Regions from separate parts of the Mus musculus genome. Here region 1 is linked to region 2. A link is a loop called in an ENCODE intact Hi-C map of the cell type or tissue named here. Cell type or tissue: left cerebral cortex. All regions are shown on one strand. Links, peaks and the distances in the headings refer to the core of each region. The heading gives the core; the rest is flanking DNA.

Region 1 (4,399 bases), core at 122-4,121, 600 kb before region 2:
AACTAGAGCTAGGAATTTGGTTTTCTTAGACCTTCGATGTGAACCCAAAACAATGGCTTCATGCCTTCTTAGTGTCTGTTATTGTCCACTATATGTCACATACGTAGATGCTTTATAACACAACAGTTCTCTCTCTGTGTCTCTTTCTCTCCCTCTCTCTGTGTCTCTGTCTCTTTCTCCCTCTCTGTGTGTCTCTGTGTCTCTGTGTCTGTCTCTGTCTCTCTGTCTCTGTCTCTCTGTCTCTCTCTGTCTCTCTCTCTCTCTCTCTCTCTCTCTCTCACACACACACACACACACACACACACACACACACACACACACACACACACACACACACTTTTTTGGTCCTCTTCCCCTGGAGATCCTTGACTAATCAGCAAATTAAACATAAAAGTAAGAATGCTCAAATCTGTTTCCAATTATTTTGTGACTAGCATCAAAAAAAATTGAGAAAATATTTAAAACCCATCATTTAATATCAATACGAAGTTGCTTGTATTATTAAAGAAAGAACAAAATTCAGGGATGCATCCTTATTTATTATTTATTTATTTATTTATTACTTCTGTTTTACTCTTTGGGAAAGATAAAAATGTTAGTCAGCACTCACTTTGAGACTATAGCTCTGGGTAGAGTTAGCAAATACGTACAAAAGGTACAGGGAGAACAAACTGCTGTATTTTATGAGCACAATTGCTGATTTTGTTACTGTTTGGGCCTTTCTTTCATGTTAGTAAAATATATGTGTAGGTACTTTGTCTGCTGACATGATAAGATGTCTACCCCCTCCCCCCCAAAAAAGCCTTCTAAGGGATGAAGGCCTTATCATCATTAGCATCACAATCATCAGTGTTTTGGCTTGTGTTTTGAAGGGATGTTGCATCCGCAGACTGGAAGCAAAGACCAGGCAGAAAGAGGGGCTGGGCTGTTAAACTTTAAGGCCCACCCATAGTGACTCCCTTCCTCCTGAGAGGCTCCCCCTCCTAAAGGTTCCCCAACCTTCCCAACTGGGGACCAATATTCAAACACATGAGCTCATGTGAGGGGTGGGGGGAATTTTACATTCAAACCCCAGCAATGTATAACAAATTTATATCCCCAACATATGTATATAATTAGATATAGATAGTATATGCATGTATACAGATGTGTAGACATCTATATAGCATATATATATATATACATATATATATATATAGCATGTATTTATATATACACAGACACATGCACATTTTGGGTGGGGGGTGAAAGAAGAACTAGTTGTTAAATGCTTAGAGGTCCACTGTTACCTAAACATGGCCCTGAGTAGGACATGCTGCTTCAGATTCCAAAACAAGACTCAGCTTCCTATAGTCTACCATCATTTTAAACGATTCAAAGTTCATTTGGAGAATGGTAGTATGTGCCACGTGATAGTCATAGGAAATTTGAATTTTGGAGTCCAGAAATCAACTTTATATGGAGGCAGCCATGATTGTCTAGGTATCTATTGTCTGTGACTGTTTCTGTGCTGATGTGGCATGGGGCGTGATTGTGAGGGAGACCGAGTGTTCCTCAAAGTCTTTGCCCTCTGTAGTAGAGGCTGGGGGACCCCATTCAAGGGTGCAGGGATACATTCCCAAGCTAGAAAGAGTAGACTCAATCAGGTGACCTTCGGAAGGTATTCTTTGTCAAGAGCTCTAGAAAAAAATCTTCCTGGTAAACAGAGGTGGTAAATATCTATAGTTCTGAGAGATGCAGCTCATTGACTGGATACCAAGGACTTTTTTTCCTGGTTTTTTTTGAGACAGGGTTTCTCTGTGTAGCCTGGAACTCACTCTCTAGACCAGGTTTGCCTTGAACTCAGAAATCTGCCTGCCTCTGCTACCCAAGTGCTGGGATTAAAGGTGTGTGCCATCACTAGCCAGCTACCAAGGATCTTGCTAGTGCCACCAAAGGACAGAACACTCCTTGGGTTTAGTTCCACCCAGTGGATGACAGTGTCTTTCATCCTTGGTGCTTGCCCTAAAGCACTGTACACTTTTGTTGGGTATTGTCAAATATTTATTGAGTTGTCTTGCCCAATGTGGCTCAGTTACTGCCTGCGTTGGTGAGGGGACCCCCCTTCAGAATGAAAGGCGTTATATAAATAGTGGCTTGTTTTATGAATTGTTGCAAGTCACAATATGGAAATGCAGTAATTCACTAATGCTATATCAGCCTGTCTGCCTGGGAAGCTGCCTTGCTTCACCCTACCATTTGAATCTAACACCGTTTATATCTTATTTTTTAAAATATGTCCAATCAATTTCTTTTTAAATGAGGAGAAGCAGTAGAGAGAGAAAGAGAGAGGAGAAAAAAAACCCTCCGTTAATGCAGTGCCTCAGCTGAAAGTTTAATGACACAAAAGGCAGGCAATTCAAACTTACAGTTCCCACAGCAACTGTAACTCCGCTATATAGCACATTTAGGCATAGATTTCACAGCATGTACCTCGATACAAAATACTCCTCACTGGGCATGCAAGGGGGCAGAGTTATGGTTGCTATGGGTACCATGACTTTGAATTTCCAGATTTTTTGGAGAGTTTAAATTCTCAACCAGAACAGCACATTAATAGTTCATTTTTTTCTTTTCTTGCACTGAAAATAATAAAGGCCACACCGTTGTTTTCTCTGTCAAACCCATCCCCAGCTCAGTAGTCACTGCACAGTATAAATACCTCCCCAAACACACTCACCCTACTTGCTAAAATTAAACATATGACCTCAGCCAAGGGAATATTTTAGTTTGCAAATTTATACGCGATGACTTTCCCTGGATTAACTAAATCTGCCCTATCATCCTTTCTTGAAATCACCAATAAATTCAGGTTAACTCTTTCAGAATTTGGACATGTTTTATCGGGTGTTCATTGCAGAGAGGACGTGATAATCATATTCATTGTATATGAAATATGCAATGTGTGGATTTATAATTTATACTCTGTCTACTTCCAAAAGGAACTGGAGCCAGCTAACTGCTGGCTTTCATTTATTCATTTATTCCTTGAGCACACCAGGCAACTTTATGTCTATATTGATGGTCTCGTGATCGCTCTTCACTTTTGATGATCACCGGGGACACCAGAGTCTTTGTTTATGGTAGAGATGTCTATGTGTATCTAACTATGAACACATATGTAAACACATAGCTATACACAGACCCCAATCTTAGAGATTAACGTAGAAATAGCTACAATTATTTACTCACTAACTTACGTTAAAGTAATAAATTTGTGAGAAAACAATTTTCTAATGAAAATATTTGTCCTTTCCAAAATAAGCCATGATGGGAAAAGATACTATCAAGGTCTGCCACGAGCCACAGGGTTGCTGGGAAAGTCCATGGTAGTTTTGTGACAGATAAATAGAGAAGAGAAGCAATTGATGTTTTTGGTGTTGTGGTGGTTATTGTCTTGACCTACAAGACCTCTTGGAAGTGTCTCAGATCCCCATGCCATACCTGAAGAGCTAAGCTTTGTGTATATTTGCCTGTGCTGTTCTGTCAAGCCTTATGGTTCTTCTCTGCCTATAGGAAGCTCCTGTTTGTACCTCAAAGCATGAGGGAGGATGATATATTGATGGCTCTTTTAGCTGTATTCTGATAGAGCTTTCCACATACTCCAACCAGACTCTTCACTATGTAGCATGGACTGCACGTTGAATTATCTGCCCACTGTGGATCTTACACTCTGCACTTGTTAAGGAGGAGTCGTATCTCCTATTCTTTTTTTGTCTCCTGCCAATGGCACCTGGCATCCCATATACACAGAGTATGAGAATTTAATCCAACCTGTGACAGATGTAACTCCCAGTCACCAAGCCCTGAACATATTCTTAGTAACTTTGCAGAACTCTCTTGAAATTTAATCTGCACCAACTCTGTGAACGTGGTGCTCTTGTTTTCAATATTTTTTTGGGGAAGAGACTGAGGTATCTTCACAGTTTAATAGGTAGCAAGTGGCAGAGTCGGATGGGTCCTAGCACCATGCTGAGAAAGAGGGAGAGGCCAAAGCAAGAAGCAGAGTCTCTACCTTTAAGACATCTATCACCTAGCTTGGGAGACAAGACACAGAGCACAAATAAAAGGTACATAAAATATAGAAGCCGGTGCATAGACGGCTGTAATTAAAGCAATGCCTACTTTGCAGAAAGAGCTACTGCCCTGATGAGATATTTAGGATCAAGTTTTTGAAGCATCTATGTCTTTCACCTGACCCTTGATTGAGATTGCATGTCAGATAAATATATATTTATTTATAAGTTAACATTTGCTATTGTACTACATCATAGGTTTTTGGCTGTTATACATGTCACATACATTAATATGTTCAAAGCTATTAATCACAAATTTATAAGACTGAGGCACTTATATGTGA
Region 2 (4,399 bases), core at 144-4,143:
AGATCCCTTCAGTGGCAACTCAGGCAGAAATTAGCCCTTAGAATAATATTTCAGAGGTAGAAAGATAAACTTTCGTACTAGGGTTATCTAAGCTGTCTTCCTAGGTGGAGCCCTGGGTTTCTAAGGTTGGTGTGCAGATATACCCAAGTGCTAACCAGAAATGCAATCGTGCCTTGGGGACTTTGAGTTTCCTCTTTGCTTATGATAAGGAGAAAGGTACTGCCTGGTATGGTATGTTCCAGATGTGCGGAAAGCCAACTGCCTGGAAGCTGCCAGTCCACAATCCACAATCCACAAACCCACTGCCATCCCCAAGTGACGTGCCTCTGGGGAGAACCACCGGAACAGGAATCTGGGATTGAAATGAATCAAATTTTGAAATCTGGATTATTTGAGACAGACAAAGGATTGGCTGGATTGGCTCCAGAGCTGCCTTCTGCCTATGCCGAGCAACACGCTGACTAAAGGGCAGCAGTTCCCACCCCTCTACAGTCTGTGACAGCAGGGCTCGTCCAGAATATTCCAAAGTATATTTCCACCCAATCAAAGAGTTCAGATTGGACTTTCTCCTCACTTAGGCAACAGATGCCTACCTGATCATGCTCCTCAGCGTCACTGAGGCAGCTCCACTCCCCCACCCCACCCCCCACCCCGACCCCAACCCGATTGATAAATTACCCTCTGTTGCATTTGGGGAAATTATTTACATTAAATTTGAACACCTTTTAATATTTAAATCAAAGAGGGGCCAGAAAGATGGCTTTCTGGTTAAGAGCACTGGTTACTCTTCCAGAAGACCTGGGCTCAACTTTCAATGACTACAAGGTGGCTTATAATCATTGGTAGCTTGGGTTTCAGTGAATTTGATGCTCTCTTCTGGCTTCTGCAGTCATCGGGCATGCATGAACATGGAATGCATGCCCACAGGCAGGAGAGACACCCACACACATAAAGCTAGAAAAATGATAGGAATGGATCCAGACTTACCACTCTGTGCAAAACTGGACCTCAACATAATGCCAGATACGTCACACCTGGCAGAAGAGAAAGTGAAGAGTAGCCTTGGACCGATTGGCCCAGGAAAAGATTTCTCTGAACAGAAACAGAATTAGCACAGGTGATAATACCAACAATTAATAAATGGGACCTCGTGAAACTGAAAAGCTTATGTATGGCAAAGGCCATTGTCATTCGGGTGAAGCAGCAGCCTACAGAATAGGAAAAGATTTCTACCAACTTCATGTCTGATGGAGGGCTAATATCCAAAGATACAGAAAGAACTCAAAAAAAAAAAAAAGCAAAAAACCCTAGATATCAAGAAACAAATAACCTAATTAAAAATACAGTATAGATCTAGACAGCAAATTCTCAAAAGAGGAAACTCAAATATCTGAGAAATACTTAAAAACATACTCAGCATCCTTCATCAGCTGGGAAATGCAAATCAAAATTACTTTGAGATTTCATCTTACCCTTTCTCTTCCTTGTTTATTACACACATGCACACACTCTCTCACACACATATAAACACATGAAAACACACACATGAAAAACCATTTATAGTATATATTACATCACTGCACTCAGGGTGAACTGTCCTCAATTGATAATTGAATTTACTAAAAAGTTGCTCTCTTTTGAAAAATACGAAGAGGCTGTGTCTCTGTTCCTGTATGCTCTGCAGGTTGAGGCAGCCGTAGGATGTTTCTGAATGAGGCTGCCTAATGAAGATTCCCAAACTATAAGTAGGCAAACCCAGAAATACGTCAGCTGCCACCAAAATACCTTCCCAGCCCTACGGAATGTTGACGAGAGTCTAGGAAAGTCAGGCAGGGCCTTGTGAGAAGATATAGGCAGATGGAGTATGGGCAGAGGAAAGAGAGCATTGGATTTATAAATATTTACAGAGCAATCATTAGGCTTAGTGAGAACATGCAGTTTCTCCCTGAACCCACTGCTGGGAAACAATCATACAAAGCATAAAATTACTCAGAGGAGGGAGAGCAGAGTTAATGGGGATTTTTCAGAACCAGTCAGGGCTCTTCCTTCACCCTCTGAGGAAGTGCACAGTCACTAAGCTCAGTAGAACTGAGCTCAAGTGGGGCAGAGGAAGCCAGTTCAGCCACAGGCCTCCAGGATCTCAGGGCAAGATGCCCTCTGTGAATGCTTCTGCCAGTGTCCTCTCTGAAGTGAGGTGCCTCAAGTCACCCCGGCTCCTCTCGTCTGAGTATCATGTAGTGACAGCTCAAGACATGTCCCAAATGTCTCCTTTCAAAAAGGCTCTTTTCAAGCCATGAGAATTTAGCCTTATGCTTCTGAGGAAGGCTCGCATTAGGCAACATTTGTTTCATTCCTGTTTGTTTCGAGCCAGGCTTACACAGCCTCGGTGGCCTGTGGTGGGGCTTGCCAGCATTGGCTCCCAGGAGCCTCAGCATGCCAAGAGCAATCTACAAGTGGCAATGAGATGGGAGGGGCTAGAGATCACAATAACCAGAGAGCTTTGTCCTCTTCAAAGCGACCATCCGAAGGTCCAGAGGCTGAAATGGTCCTTGGGCACAATCTGTTCGGTTTCCTTGTAAAAACTTCCTGATATTGTGATTATATTTACACTCTCTCAGCAAATTGTGCAAGACTTCTGTACACAGTGACAAATGGGCTCAATTCTTGTCATTTCAAAAATTAATTGATTTAAAGTTATATGCAAATTTAAATCCATTTTTTCTTAGTCAGTGTTCTTTTTTTTTCCCTAAAGTAACTATGTAATTCAAAATGTTTTTCCCCCCAGAAGCCCACTGTAGACATCCCAAAATCTTGTCTCATCCCAGCAGGGTAGAAATAACATCATTTTCTACATTTACCTTATTGAGACATATATGGGTATCAATTCCACCTTGCCTCCAGATTTTCCCTAAGTGTTTTGTGGACACTTCACTTCTCTTCAGAAAGCTGTGAAGAGAAGGGATTGGTGATGACCATGTGATGTGTGCGCACACATGTGTGCTCTCTATGTCTTTGATATGTGTATGGGCATGTAGGGATCCTCCGATTCCTGCAGCCGGAGTCACAGGAAGTTGTTGTGAGCCACCTAGTGCGGATGCTGAGAACCCAAGCAGATCATGTGTTAGAGCAGTAAGTGCTCTTAATTCTTGCGCCACCACTTCTGCCATAATAGCCACTCTTTTGTGCATGAATCAGGGGTTACATTTAGAATATACCCAAATCAGTCACATGATAATTAACTACAAAAGTGTTTAGAAGAAGAAAAGGAAGAGGAGGAAGAGGAGGAGGAGACGATGAAGACAAAGAATCAGAAGAAAAGGAGGAGGAGGAGGAGGAGAAGATCAAGATTGACAACACACTGGTATTTGAGGTATGTGTGGAAAATGTCACTGGCTTTTCCCCCCACAGAAACCTGTCCATCCCCAGACACAGGACTGGGAGCACGTAACTAGACTCACCTCACTTCTCCATCCAAACGTCAAGATGCCTGAAGTTTCCCAGGTTAGGGGATCGTTCCTTTTTTTTTCACGGTAGTGCCTGTTGCCCATCAGTGGCCTCTTCCAAACATGGATGCTGCTGTGTCAGGGTTATCATTTCAACAAATTAGTAGAGTTGAAATTATCAAGATAGGGGGAAAGTGAGGTCGAGCTGATCCATATTTCAGAAAGGAGCTAGAGAAGGCTTAAGCAAAGACTAGGGCCTGCAGGCTTAGCAGAGACTTGAAAAACAAATATAGGAAAAAGTATATTGGCTTAAAAGGACCCCCGGAAGGCCAAGGAGACAGACTGACAAGAAGCACCCTATTTGTGACTTTTTTTTTTTCTGAGACAGGGTTTCTGTGTGTAGCCCTGGCTGTCCTGGAACTCACTCTGTAGACCAGGCTGGCCTCGAACTCAGAAATCCACCTGCCTCTGCCTCCCAAGTGCTGGGATTAAAGGCGTGTGCCACCACTGCCCGGCTTATTCATGACTTTTAACACCAGCCGGCTAAGTTCACATGTCAATTGCAACCGACAAGGCCCTGAGTGCTTTGTCATTGAGGTGGTTTGAATAAGAAACACCCCCGACAGGCTCTTGTGCTCGAACACTCCATCTCCAGCTGGTGGGACTTTCTGGAGAGGTTATGGGAGCTTGTAGGAGGTAGAGTCTTTCTGGAGGAAGTATATTATCAGTAGGGGTGGGCTTTGAGACTCTCTAGCCTCACCTCACTTCTGGCTCTTTCACTCTGCTGCTTCCTGTGTGGAATGAAATGTGATCACCCGGCTTCTTGTTCCTGCCACAGCACATAATCTGACTGTTGCATGCCTCCCACCACCAAGATGGACACTCTCTTTGACCTTAAGCCAAAATAAACTCCTTCCCTAAAATGCTCGGTCTTCAAGGTATTTGAACACAACAAG

What was found. Peaks named below come from ENCODE experiments on the same cell type or tissue, not always from the same donor. Only the 100,000 strongest peaks of a DNase experiment are listed, where the experiment ranks them.
Region 1: it touches region 2 in a loop (2.3-fold over the local background); 1 of 42 quality-filtered maps calls a loop at or near these places.

What each region holds. Positions count from the first base shown.
Region 1 is chr10:68,287,200-68,291,598 of GRCm38, forward strand. No RefSeq gene overlaps it. Among named protein-coding and RNA genes, the nearest start is that of Arid5b, 11 kb to the left of the region's middle. In left cerebral cortex, for the core only: no CTCF peak of the experiment used is centred there; a DNase peak (open chromatin) is centred at 2,555.
Region 2 is chr10:68,891,217-68,895,615 of GRCm38, forward strand. No RefSeq gene overlaps it. Among named protein-coding and RNA genes, the nearest start is that of Gm32931, 71 kb to the left of the region's middle. In left cerebral cortex, for the core only: no CTCF peak of the experiment used is centred there; a DNase peak (open chromatin) is centred at 2,352.